3 separate regions of the Homo sapiens genome follow, and regions 1 and 3 are each linked to region 2. The links are chromatin contacts, found by Hi-C or POLR2A ChIA-PET in ENCODE. All regions are on one chromosome and are shown on one strand. The core of a region is the stretch at or near the end of the contact, and the rest is flanking DNA. Distances in the headings are between cores, read along the strand shown. Region 1 holds the start of NECTIN1-DT (NECTIN1 divergent transcript). Region 2 has its middle 110 kb from the start of THY1. Region 3 overlaps NECTIN1 (nectin cell adhesion molecule 1).

Region 1 (4,117 bases), core at 1,243-3,742, 200 kb before region 2:
CATGGTGGTTCAGGAAGAGGTAAGAAGCAAGAGTGACTCCTGGGCTCACAGCTTAAGAGCAGGAACCAAAGCCTGCTTTCCTGCTGCTTGATCCTGTGTTTCTTCCCTGTCACTAAAGGAAACCTTCTGGTCCTTTTGCCTTCTGTTTGCGCCTACCTGTCCCTTTCTCTTATACATCTCTAAAACGCAAAACAAACTGGAATGCCTACTGTCCTAACACAGGTGGCACCTCTCCCACCTCCACGCACCTCCATGTTCTTGTACAAGCTGTTCCTTCCACTTAGGAGTCTCTCTCCTGCCTCTTTTGGTCCAAATCTGATCTGTCCTTCAGGGTCTCAGTTAAATGTCCCCTCCCCCAGCAACCTTCCCTGCTTGTTTAAAGATGATGAGTGAACAACCATACTATATCACTTACTTGCTTCCATCTTCTCCACCCAACCAATCCCCAGGCAGCCACATCTTCCCTGCTGGCCGCACCCTCTTTGGAAGCTCATTTAAGATCAGAGGATCAAAGAAGCCTGACCTAAAGATGGAGAGAGTGCAGCCGGGTACAGTGGCTCATGCCTGTAATCCCAGCACTTTGGGACACCAAGGAGGGCAGGTCACCTGAGGTCAGGAGTTCCAGACCAGCCTGGCCAACATGGAGAAACCCCGTCTCTACTAAAAATACAAAAATTAGCCGGGCGTGGTGGCACACACCTGTAATTCCAGCTACTCGGGAGGCTGAGACAGGAGAAACACTTGAACCTGGGAGACAGAGGTTGCAGTGAGGTGAGATGGCGCCACTGCACTCCAGCCTGGGCAACAGAGCAAGACTCTGTCTCAATGAAATAAAATAAAATAAAATTAAATTAAATTAAAATAAAATAAAATAAAATAAAATAAATAAAATAAAATAAAATAAAATAAAATAAAGATGGAGAGGATGGGAGGGTAAGAGCAGGGAACAAGAAGACATTGGTACATCTGGGATTGCCCCTTCAAACCATGCCTTCAGCTCCTGCAGTGTGCCTGGCACAGAGCTAAAGGCCATCACAATGAATTCAATTCAACCCTGGCCCTTAAAGCACTCAGCAGCCAGATGGGAGATTCCCAGCTGCCACAAACTAAATCTGATAGCGTGTTCCCCAGTTTAAAACCCTCCTAGCAGCTACCGGGCATGATTCACGAATCTGCAGACCTCTCCTTTCCTCAAGTCTTAGGCTCAGGCTAAACCAGTCAACCCTTTGTGGGCCCCCTACTCACCTGACTATTGCTTACCTTCATTCCTTTGCTCGTGCTGACCCTCTACCTTAAATCCAGTCTCTTTTATGTCTCTGCCCTCCAGCACTTACCTTGGTCTGATAGATGACTCACCGAGACCCTGTGTTCGCTTCCCTGAAGCCTTTACACCAACCCCACCCCGGGCTAAACTGGGCACTTTTTCTGTGACCCACCAAACCCACACAATCCCATATTAAATATTTGTTTACGACATCCGTTTCTATGTCTGTCTTCCCCCACCCTTCAACTAGATTGAGTTCCTTCAGGACAATGATGATGTCTCTGTATCCCCAAGCCAGGCACTGTGTTTTGACACAAAGAAAGCCCAGGTTACATTTGTTAAATGTAAAAGACCATACAGTGAGTGGGTGAGTGTTCATGACAATGCCAGATCTGACTACTTCCGCGAGAAACCGAGACACTCCAGGGCCGGATTCCAGACAGTGGGAATATGGCGCTGTCTTTGCCCCTTCTCCAGTGAGGAACCAGAATTTACGTGTTATCAGAAACAGCCACTTCCCCTCTGCTCCTGCCCGCCTAGAGGGCTGGGCAAAGGGTAGAGGGAGCAGTGTCCGGCCAGGGTCTGGGGAGAATTCGGCTCTCCTTAGTGGGAAACTCTGTCTGTCTTCCTCCCCCAGGGGGAGGGGATGGGGATAGGAGGACCAGAGTAAGGGGAAGAGGGAAGGCCCGGAGGGCGCAGTCGCCTTGGCAGAAATCCTACCACACCCGGATGTAGTGGGTGGTGAACGGGATGGGGCGGAGAGTCCCTGCCCTGCCAGGGACACTGACTGGACGATCCACTTTCGCGGGAATCCCACAAATCTCTCAAAACTAAGGTCCTGGAAACTGGAGGAGAGCTCGTTTTCAGGCTATGTTTGGGCAAGGGCGGGGCGCGGGGTGCTTCAATTTTTGGAAAAGGAACCCCCGAAGGGAGCAGGGATTAGAAAAGAAACTCTACCAGAAACCTCAGTGGGCCCGTCTCACCCACTCATGCCCACCACTGACTTCTCTGGCAGCTCCCCGTCGCCCCGCGCACCGCTGCCTCTCCGTGGAACGTCCAAGTGGTGCAGAGGAGAGGGATCTCCGGAGACTGGGTTCTGTTGCGAGCTATGCCACGTTCCGTCCCGGGCGGAACTCTTCTTTGGGCCTTTGTTTCCTCGTCTGTGAAATGGGGCCAGGGTGGGAGCAGAGGGCTTGCAGAAGCCCTGCCAGCTCCCACGCTGCTAGCCGGGATTCTCCATCCCGCCCTCTCCTCCACCGCCGCCCCCGGCCCGGTCCTAACTCCACCCCCACCCGCCGCGCCTCGGCGCCGCCGGCCGCTAGGGGTCACTGCCTGCCTTTGTCAGCGGAGGAGGAGGGCAGCCCGCGCTCCAGCCGGCTCCCCAGCTGGAAGGCGGCCGAGGGGTAGCTCCCGAGCGAGGGTCCTGAGCCGGACCCCGCAGCCCGCGCTCGCGATCCGCCTCTGCTTCGGTCGGGAAGGCGCGTGCGCTCGGGCTCCGACCGGGCCCCGGCGGGCGCGCATCGAGGCCAGGAGGGGGTTAACGCTAACCCCTCCCCTCTGGCTGACATCACGGGCGAGCGGGTGAGAGGCTGGAGCTCGGCGAGTGAGAGAAAGAGAGCGAGAGCAGCGAGCGCGGCTCCACATTGTTGCGGATCGCCGGCACCCGGCAGAGCGGCGGCGGCTGGGACGCGCGGCGCCTCCGACCCGTTCTCCTCGCGCCCGGCCGCGCAGCCAGAGCCACCCGGGCCGCCGACCGCCGAGCCCCGCGCCCGCCGCCTGGGCCCCGAGCCTTCTGCGCCGCCCGGGTGCGTCCCGCCACCCTCGGAGGACGGCCGGCCATGGACGCCTGCAAGTTGGAGCCGAGCGGGAGGGTGTGAGCGGGCCGGGGCCAGGAGCCCGCGCCGCGCAACCGGGCAGCCGGGCGCGCCGGGGGTGGGTCCCTCTCCCCAGCCCCGCTCTGCGTGGAAGAAGAGGGCGGGGACCGGCGCCGGGAGGAGAGCGGAGGAGGCGAAGGGGCATGACTCGTGCAACTTGCGGCGGGCATCTGCCGAGCCTCTGAGCCGGCGGCGGCCCGGGGCCCGGACTGCGGCCGCGCGGATCCCACCCAGCCCACCCCGCCCCGGCCGACGGCTGCAGCTGACCTGGATCCTTCGAGCGCCCGCCGACCGCCAGCGATCTTCCCTCATCTTCCGGGCTGGTTTCTGCTGCGCGAGGAGCGCTGCCCTCGCCGCCCCTCTCGCCGGACCCCCGGCCCCCGATGGCTCGGATGGGGCTTGCGGGCGCCGCTGGACGCTGGTGGGGACTCGCTCTCGGCTTGACCGCATTCTTCCTCCCAGGTAAGAGCGCTCACCTCTGCTGTCCCCACCCCCATCCAATGCCTCCCCGGGGCTGGGAGCCGGATGGCGGGCACGACTGGATTGTGGGGAGTGAAAGGAGCCAGAAAAGTTGGGTCACGGCTTGGGTAAAGGGGGTGGGAGGTGGCACGGCGGAGAAAGAGGTTGAGAAGCCGAACCGCCTGCCCTGCAGGGAAGCAGTCAGATGCACGTCTCTATGTAGCATGAAAGCACTTTCTCCGCTCAGTTCTTTACAAAAAATAATAATATGTAATAGCGTTCTGTTTATTTAATAACCAGCTCTCTGCTCGGGAAGCAGTTTGGAAACACTGCGTGTTACATAAATGCAAAATAATCACCGTAATCACCGTCTTGGGGTGGGAGACAACAGCCCCAGGGGGAGGGCGTCAGTCTCGGAGCTGCGGGTTTGGAGTATGGCGGGGGGGCTTCGTCTCTTTCGGCGGCCCCTTTGCCAGACGGCTCAGGACGCTCGGGCCCCCTCCCGCCCCACACCGCCCCA
Region 2 (4,265 bases), core at 492-2,991:
GTACACGCGTTTTCATTGTTGGGTAGTCATGAACTTGGCTGGCTAATATTAGACATAAGTCCCTAGTGAACAATAGCTATAGCACACACATTCTCACGTACACTCACCAAAGTCTGACACACGCACCCCTATGCCTAGGCATGCATGCATCACCTTCTCATCCCCGACCACCTGCATCCCCTGGGAATCCATTTACATCTACTCAACAGAGCGGGGAGAAGAAGGAGATAAACCTGTATCAACACTGTATTTCTATTCCTCTCTCTCCTTGTGAAAACAAAAGAGGAACAGGGCAAAGCCTCATCCAATGTTTATTGGGAATCATCTCGACCTGATCCCGGGAAAATAGGTCCTTTTCAAATCCATGGTTCAGACGCAGCCTTTCCCATGACTGGGAGTGGGGACAACAGGCTGCTCGCCGGGCTCCGTGGCTGGCAGAGGAACTTGGTGGTAAGGCTTAATTATGATTCACAGAGCTGCATTCTGGAGAGGGTTTAGAGCCACTTAATTAGTGTAGGAATATACAGTCGTAATTATCCTGAAATATGGCCTAATTAACCTATGGAAAAGCCAGGACCACTGCTCGGGGATGCCAGAGACATTAGCAGCCTATTAATATACCCAGTCTGGGCCAGGCGCGGTGGCTCACGCCTGTCATCCCAACACTTTCGGAGGTCGAAGTGGGCAGATCACGAGGTCAGGATTTCGAGACCAGCGTGGCCAACATAGCGAAACCCCGTCTCTACCAAAAATACAAAAATTAGCAGGGTGTGGTGGTGTGCGCCTGTAGTCCCAGCTACTCAGGAGGCTGAGGCAGGAGAATTGTTTGAACCCGGGAGGCAGAGGTTGCAGTGAGCCAAGACCATGCCATTGCACTCCAGCCTGGGTGACAGAACAAGACTCTGTCTAAAAAAGAAAAAAAAAAAAAATATATATATATATATAGCTATGCAGTCTGCTATCTGGCACAGCCTTTGGGGGACTCAGGACTGGGGCAGACAGAGGAGAAAGGGTTTGTCTGGGAAGATGAAATGTTTAAGAGGAAAGTGTGACGTGGGCAGGGAAAGGAGAGGGGAGTGATATTTATTGAGGACTCATAAGGGCCAAGCAATGTTTTAGTCCATCTCTTACTTAATCTTCAAAACAGTCCTTTAAGATTGATATTAAAGTTCAGGGAGGTTCATTAACTAACCCAAGGTTACACGGCCAGGAAACATTCACACTGGAATTCCCCTCTAGGCTGTGGCTGCAAAGGCCATGCTTTTTTCTCTCTTCCACACTGCCTTGGGCAGGCACAACAGGCGAGGGAAATGGACTAAACAGAGGAGAGCCCCTTTCAACCCTAAGGAGGAGGCTCTTCTGCCGTTTTAGAAAAGTGGAGTCATTCAAGCGGTTCAAGCTGTCAGTTGTGTTGTGCAGGCTGGACATTGCACAAACCCTAGGAGTCCCATTCACACAAGCTACAGGGAGAATAATGTCCCCTAGAGGGCACAGTGTATGGCCTGCACGGCCATTCACAGCAGCCCTGGGAGACTGCCCTACATGACCCTTTAACTTTCCTTCCTACCCAAGAGACCACTTCCAACTCTGGCTCTGAGCCCAGATATTGGCCCAAAGCTAGAGAAGCTACCTCTGGGATAATCCTTCATGAAGCAGAATTTGGACCCAGTCCTCTCCTGGGGAGACTCCAGCACCCAGGGACACTCAGACGCCAGGACACAAGTTCAAAGCCCTCCAGGGGGAGCCCGAGAGCCGGGCGTGCGCCGCAGAGCCTGTCTGGCCAGCAGGTTGAGGAATATTCCAACAACGTCCTCATTCTTCCCTGATCAAAGGAGCCAGGATTGAACCTGCTGTAATCATCCGTCGGGGAGTTTGCTTAAAATTCCCCTAATTATGGGAGAGCAGAAAATTGCTACGCCTCAGACTGAATAGAGAAATCGAAGGCGCCCTGCTCCCAGCTGCCTGGGGGGGGAGACACGCCAGCATGGGAACAGAAGGCGGTGGGGGGAGGCGAGGGGCAACTGAGGATGGGCGGTGGGAGAAGAACGGTGTGCTGGTCCATGCCAGGGAGCGGGAGAGGAAGGGAAGGAGCCAGCTGCACTGGGGCTGTGGTGACTGGCTCAGGTGAGGCACACTGCCTCCCCTCCAGACAGAAGGGTGCAGGGGTGAGGAGAGCAGGCCTGTGGGGAAGAAACAGCCAGCAATGCCCCCTCCCATGGCTGGAGCTGGCTTTCTGGAGAGGCTGGGGACCCCCAACTCTGGCTTAGTTTGGACTGCGGGCTCTGGAGCATCCTCCCTGCCAGGGGTGGGGAAGGGAAAGGGCTGGAGGAAAGGTCAGGGAACAGGCCGGCAGGGCAGGGCTCATCCAGGCACCCTGCTGTGGGCTCAGCCCTGTTCCAGGCACACTGAGCGGTCTAGAAGAAGGAGAAGAGGACCAGATCTCTGCCCTCAGAGGGTCTCCTTCTGAAAGGGGAGACCGGGTGAGCATCTTAACCTAAAGTAAGATTCAAAGGCACCGTACACACCAGTGCCTGGCCCTCACAGTTTCCTGAGCTGTAGGAAGCGGATGGGAGTGCACTGAACTGCATGGATCAGAAGGGGAGGCTTGCTGGGCAGGCAAGTGCCAAGCAGAAGGAAGGGGCAAAGGAGGAAGGGACCGGAGAAGGGAGGGAGAATTCGAAGGAGCCATGCAAAATAGAAGGAGATTATGGCGGCCACGTTTTGGATAAGGGGGCCAAGGCCCAGGGAGGTGGGGTTACTTGCCCAAACTCACACAGCCCATCAGTGGCTGAACTGGGGCTCAAACTCAGGTCTCAGACTCCTAGTCTGGTGCATTACACAGCCATGGAGGCAGGGGGTGGGAGTGGGGGTCTGGCCAGAAGGTGGGATGCTGGAAAGAGTGTGGGGACTTGGGCTTAAAGATCCTGCTGCATCAGCAGTCCGTTTACTGACAAGTTGACATTGATTCTACAGGAGAAGCAGTGCTCTAAAGGGTCTCTCCTTTGCTAGACCTGCCCCATTCATGAGCTCTCCGGGGTCCCCACCCCAACAGCTCCCCTACCAGGGAGAGATATACCTGGTGTCCCTCCATTCTCTCACCTGTTTCCAAGGGCCTTCTCAGTTCCTCCTGCAAGTCCCCAGCAAGTGCCTAGCTTTGGTCCTCTTGGGGCCCCAACTACACTATGTTTTTATCACTTACAGTGTGGCGAGGGGTTGAGATCCTGGGGTTGCAAGTTACAGACACCCACTCAAACTAGCATTTCAGCCCAAAGAGGCAATTTACTGAAAGAACTTAGGAGTGTCTTGTAGAAGCTAAAGGCAGGAGTGTGGTGGAGCCTCAGCAAGGAAGGATTGAGGACAGCAAAGCCACCAGGCCCTGGGAATTCCAGGTCACCATCTCTCCTGCACACCTGCTTCATTTTTTTCTGTGGGCAGACCTCATGACCCAAGGTGACCACCCACAGCTCCCAAATGTATGTGGAATAGACAGAGAACTCTCTGAAGAGACTGTCCCTGCGCCCTGACTCCAGTGCCCCAAAGACTGAATTCTCATGGGTCCAGCTTGGCTCAGGTGCTTTTTCTAATCCAGCCAGCATCAATTCAGGGGGTTGGGTCACATTGAACAAATGGCTTCGATGTGCTCACTGCTGTGTGTGAGCAGGATGGATCAGGGTTCGTGGATAGTTGGAGAGTTAACTCCAACAATTGTCCATCAAGGTAGTGAAAACAGGGCTGGGCTGTGGGTGTGCAATGGACAAGGCCTTGGGCCTGGACACGGGGGTGTTACCTGTTGCAGCAGGTGTTCTCCAGATGGTTGAGGCCTTCGCGTGCACCTGAAAGGTGAGTTATTCAGTGTGTCAGATGCTGCAGCTCCAGTGGCCAGCTGTGGTGAGGCAAATCCTCACGTGGAAAACTAGAAATGAAAGGTGGGGGCTTCAGCCTGGCCCCCAGACCTGCAGGTGCCAAGATCCTGATGGGCAGCACCAGGCGAGTCCGGGAAGGTGGGAGCATTGGCACAGGGCCCGCTGGGAAGGCAGACCAGCCCCCAGGGCTCCAGGGTGGTTGTCTGAGGCTGGGAAACCGGTACTTTAAAAACTTGACTATTTTCATGCTGTTTGTATTTGCTGTAATTACTTCCCTTTTGTTCCCCCTTAGTATTTATGGAAGTTCTTTGTGAGAATGCCAGCAGATCCCAGCAGTACTGAGAGAAACCAGCAACGGGGTCTCTATCTCCTCCTGGGCTCATGGTAAGAAAGACAAATCTC
Region 3 (4,192 bases), core at 1,180-3,679, 130 kb before region 2:
TGGCTCTGACCGAGGCCAGCTGTGGTCTCTGGTGCCACCCTGTGGTGGTGCCAGGAACCATTTCCCTTAGCCTCACCTTAGGGCCTCTTTGGCCCGTGGCATGGCCCTGGTTTCAGCCACCTTCCCAGGCCCTGTAAGGCAAGGGAAGGGGCAGTGTTGGCCAAAGAACAGTACTGTGGCCCGGCCCCACTGGCACAGAAAGCCACCCACCCAGCCTTCTCTCCTGTCCCACCTGCTTCCTTTCTCTTCTTTTCACCTTTCCTGCCTCCTCATTTTGGCTGTGTCCACGGGGCATACAGATTTGCACACTCATGTTCATCATGTCGGCACAGGCATGCAGGCCCTCCCAGCATGTGCTCTCTGGGTGGCAGGCTTGCTATGACGGCAAGCGTGTATGCCTGTGCATGTGCCCACTTGTGTGTACTCGACATTGCCACGCACGCACACACGCACATGCTTTCACCCCCATTTCTGCCGTCCTTGCCCTGTGCTTGTGCCCTGCCATGCTGGTGTCTTACACTTATAACCCAGGCTGGCAGCACTGCCAGGCCCCCACCTTGCCCTGCAGGCCCAGACCACAGCCAAGAACCACAGCCCTAGTTTCTGGCACCTTGGCAGCTGATTGGCACTCACGGGGCATCTCCTGAGCCAGTGCCTGGGAACCTGTTTTCCCTGTGCCCTGCAGGCAGACAAAATCAGGTGCAGAACACCTAGGTGGCTCCTGGTTCTGGGTCTTGGAAGCCAAGTTGATAGTGTTGGGGCAGAGTGACTGCCAGGTGTCTGGCAGAGGGGTATCAGTGACATTTGCACACGTTCTATGTGCAGGAGAAGCAACGATGCATCATTGCTGGGTGGCCTCAGGCAAGTTCTTTAACCTCTGCAAGCCTCAGCTCCTCAGATATCCAATGAGAATGAATGGCATACCTCCTCAGGGTTGTGGCTGTGAATGGCATGGAGTGGGCAGTGTGCTGCAGCTGGAACTGGCACACGTGTCTCACTGCACCATGAATAGGGATTGAGCTGGGCCAGCACCACACCAAGGACAGTGGGGATGGAAGACCCTGGTGCTGTGGGTACTGCCCTCTGCCTCTCCTCTTGCCTGTCTCTCACTCCAGCTACCAACGCTGCGGCATGTTAGGGCTCCAGGATGGGTGGAGTGCTGCGGGGCCTCGAACTGGAGCTGCTCAAACCTGGGGTGCAGACAGCCTGTCCTTCCTGGCCTCTCCTTTCCCTGCCTCCCTCCCACCCCCTCTACACCCCAGGAGCACACGCTGATGCTGTCCCCTCCATCTCTTTTCCTCACCCAGAATTCCCCTACACCCCGTCTCCTCCCGAACATGGGCGGCGCGCCGGGCCGGTGCCCACGGCCATCATTGGGGGCGTGGCGGGGAGCATCCTGCTGGTGTTGATTGTGGTCGGCGGGATCGTGGTCGCCCTGCGTCGGCGCCGGCACACCTTCAAGGGTGACTACAGCACCAAGAAGCACGTGTATGGCAACGGCTACAGCAAGGCAGGCATCCCCCAGCACCACCCACCAATGGCACAGAACCTGCAGTACCCCGACGACTCAGACGACGAGAAGAAGGCCGGCCCACTGGGTGGAAGCAGCTATGAGGAGGAGGAGGAGGAGGAGGAGGGCGGTGGAGGGGGCGAGCGCAAGGTGGGCGGCCCCCACCCCAAATATGACGAGGACGCCAAGCGGCCCTACTTCACCGTGGATGAGGCCGAGGCCCGTCAGGACGGCTACGGGGACCGGACTCTGGGCTACCAGTACGACCCTGAGCAGCTGGACTTGGCTGAGAACATGGTTTCTCAGAACGACGGGTCTTTCATTTCCAAGAAGGAGTGGTACGTGTAGCCCCCCTTCCAGAGCCTCTGTCTGTGACCGCTCCTCCCCAGCCCCTCCCCGCACGCCCCCTGCCCACCCCCCACCTCCCACTCCAGGAGCTGAACAGAGACTTGCCCAGCTGCCCAAAGCCAGCCCCGAACTCCTGGGGGGCCAGGGGAGCCCAGGGCAGCCACGACTTGGCTTTGTGTTTTATTTCCTCCCTCTCCTCCGCCCTTCCCCATGGTGTTGTGTTCGACTGTGGCTTTAGTGTTACTGTATCTTCCCTTTACGGGCCCCACCTGCCTGCCCTCTGTGTAGGGAGCCCTGTTCTCGTCTTGTGTACCTGGGCATCCCTCCAGGGTTTGGGGAGCCAGCCTCCCCCGCCCCCCTACACTGGAATTTGTTTGTGTTTCTTCACTGGGGGTGGAGGGCTCAAGGGGCTCTAAGAGGGAAAAGCTCCCCACACCCCCAGATGCTGCTCCTCCTCCCGGCTAGAGGGAACCCAACACCCACCAGTGAAATCTGATGCAGCTGGGAGTTTGGACCTTGGGTCTAGACAGCTGGTGCGCCCAAGAGGTAGGGGGAGGGGTGCGGCTTCTCCCCAGTTCCCAGGGAGTCTTGTTTGTTAAGCGGGGCCTTGGGCAGTGTTTTCCTGCTGAGGGTGGTTTTACATTTTTTTTCCTCATTGGCCCACAGAGAGTGGAGTTGGCCTAGCTCTGACGCGTCCCCTCTTTATCCCCAATGTGCCCCCTCCATTAGGGGCTCCAGGTGGGCTCCAGCCCACACTTGCTCTCTGCCTCTGCTGACACGTGCACACACACACACATGCACACACTGCTCCTCTCTGCCTGCTTTCCCCTGGAGTCCCATGCCCTGCCCCATCCAGACACTGCCCAAGGCCCACCCGTCTATTTCCACCTCATTCCCCCTTTAAGCTGAGAATGGGGTCTGCCTATAGAAGCTTCCAGAGACAGCTGAGACTGGGTCCCCGGTGCCTCCACCCTAGGATCTCAGGCCTGCCCCAAACTGCTTCTTACAGCGTGGAGGTTTCTCTGATTTCTCCCTTATCTAGCAACACTTGGTTCTTTTGGCTAGTCAGGGCTGGGATCCCAGGGGGATCCACCTGCAGGAGTCAGAGGTAAAGAAGCATCCACACGGAGGGTAGTGGGGAAGGAAGCCCACATGGCAGAAGCTCTGCAAACACAGTCCGAGGGACTGAGGAGTCCATACAATGCCTCACACACAAAGGCCATTGTCAAAGCCTCGGGCCTGGCAGAAAGTGAGGGGGGTGGGGCCGCTAGGCCACCTCCTGCTCAGCCACCCCTGGTCCTCATTCTGGGATGAGGGGAGGGCCTAGGAGAAGCCCTCCCTTTCAGTGCAGATTCCCTTCTTGAATGGGACATTGAGTTCCTATCAGCCACCCCAGACTGGGTCTTCCCATGTATATAATGGAGGAAGACCCCTCCCAGCCCTCTCAGTCCCCCAGCTCAAAGTGCCTCAGTTCCTCCATCTGCTCCCAGATCCCCTGGCACTCTAGACAGGCATGCCCATGGGAAGGACCCTGGGATGGAGAGGCAGGCTTCGCGGCCCTTCATGCCTGCCCACTGGGATTCCAGTTAACTCACCCCAGGGTGTCAGGGGCTCTGCAGGATGGCAAGTGTTGGGGAGGAGGGAGGCAGACCACTCTGTGCCCCACGGGCACTGACCCACCCTGCCATAGGCTTCCTAAGGGAGCCCCCCAACCCCTCCCCTCCCCTCCCTGGTGCTGCTATTGAACCCCCTGCCAGCTCCATTTCTGCCCTGGCAACCCTGGGCCCAGCAGGTGGGTCGTCGTTGTCTGGCCCTCACTGCCCTGGCCCCAGCCCAGGCTGCCCAGTAGCCACGTAGCAGAAGTCTGAAGCCATGCCAGCCCTGGTGCGGCTCTCCCCTCTACACATTTGGGGTACTGGATAGGGTGAAGTTAGGGGAGAAAATTGTGGAGTCTTTCCAGCCACAGGGCAGAGGGAGGTGGAGGAGCTGGGCTGCTTTTCCCAGCAGTATTAGTGTCCCCCAGGACAGGGGACCTTTTCCACATTACATCACTGCCCCATCCCACCTTACAACACTCTGGCCCCTCTGCTTGGTCCCCTTTTCCCCCAGGCAGGAGGCAATCCCAGGGGCCTGCCTGATAGAGGCATTTCCTGTCCCTGTCTCCTCCTGCATCTCCTTTATCCTGCACTGCCACCCTCTATTCCCCATTCTGTGTTGGACTTTGAAGGCCCCAAGCCCAGCCAAAGCACTGAGTTCCCCCTTAAGACACCTCCACACCCTCCCCACAAGCAAAGCACAAATTTTGGGGTCCATGTAGCATGGGCCACGTAGGAG

Evidence for each region. Hi-C counts contacts between places; a loop is a spot of excess contacts on that map. ChIA-PET counts read pairs that join two places held with the same protein, here RNA polymerase II (POLR2A). Pooled maps may share reads with other maps.
Region 1: a loop to region 2 is called in a map of dorsolateral prefrontal cortex, with 2.5 times the contacts of the local background. The contact joins the promoter of NECTIN1-DT here to the enhancer-like site in region 2. A Hi-C loop is called at or near these places in 1 of 168 maps with a recorded cell type or tissue (dorsolateral prefrontal cortex), 1 of 37 single-sample maps with no recorded cell type and 11 of 50 pooled maps. POLR2A ChIA-PET finds 5 or more read pairs at or near these places in 1 of 52 experiments (A549).
Region 3: a loop to region 2 is called in a map of dorsolateral prefrontal cortex, with 10 times the contacts of the local background. The contact joins two enhancer-like sites. A Hi-C loop is called at or near these places in 3 of 168 maps with a recorded cell type or tissue (dorsolateral prefrontal cortex and posterior cingulate gyrus) and 6 of 50 pooled maps.

The regions. Positions count from the first base shown.
Region 1 is chr11:119,727,958-119,732,074 of GRCh38, reverse strand. NECTIN1-DT (NECTIN1 divergent transcript) reads right to left here and starts at 2,492. Exons shown (of 4, transcript NR_120587.1): 1 at 2,269-2,492. It overlaps NECTIN1 (nectin cell adhesion molecule 1), which reads left to right and starts at 2,875. Exons shown (of 6, transcript NM_002855.5): 1 at 2,875-3,600. The coding sequence starts at 3,522. RefSeq lists enhancers at 1,829-2,689, 2,690-3,551 and silencers at 2,490-2,899, 2,960-3,279.
Region 2 is chr11:119,531,492-119,535,756 of GRCh38, reverse strand. No RefSeq gene overlaps it. Among named protein-coding and RNA genes, the nearest start is that of THY1, 110 kb to the right of the region's middle. RefSeq lists an enhancer at 1,571-2,100. Within about 2 kb of position 1,741, at least 4 of the 41 ENCODE cell types and tissues checked have a DNase peak (open chromatin) inside an H3K27ac peak, as active enhancers do; they include dorsolateral prefrontal cortex, where a contact is called at or near this core.
Region 3 is chr11:119,662,413-119,666,604 of GRCh38, reverse strand. NECTIN1 (nectin cell adhesion molecule 1) reads left to right here. Exons shown (of 6, transcript NM_002855.5): 6 at 1,308-4,192. The coding sequence ends at 1,858. Among named protein-coding and RNA genes, the nearest start is that of NECTIN1-AS1, 45 kb to the left of the region's middle. RefSeq lists enhancers at 934-1,470, 1,471-2,009. Within about 2 kb of position 2,429, at least 3 of the 41 ENCODE cell types and tissues checked have a DNase peak (open chromatin) inside an H3K27ac peak, as active enhancers do; they include dorsolateral prefrontal cortex, where a contact is called at or near this core.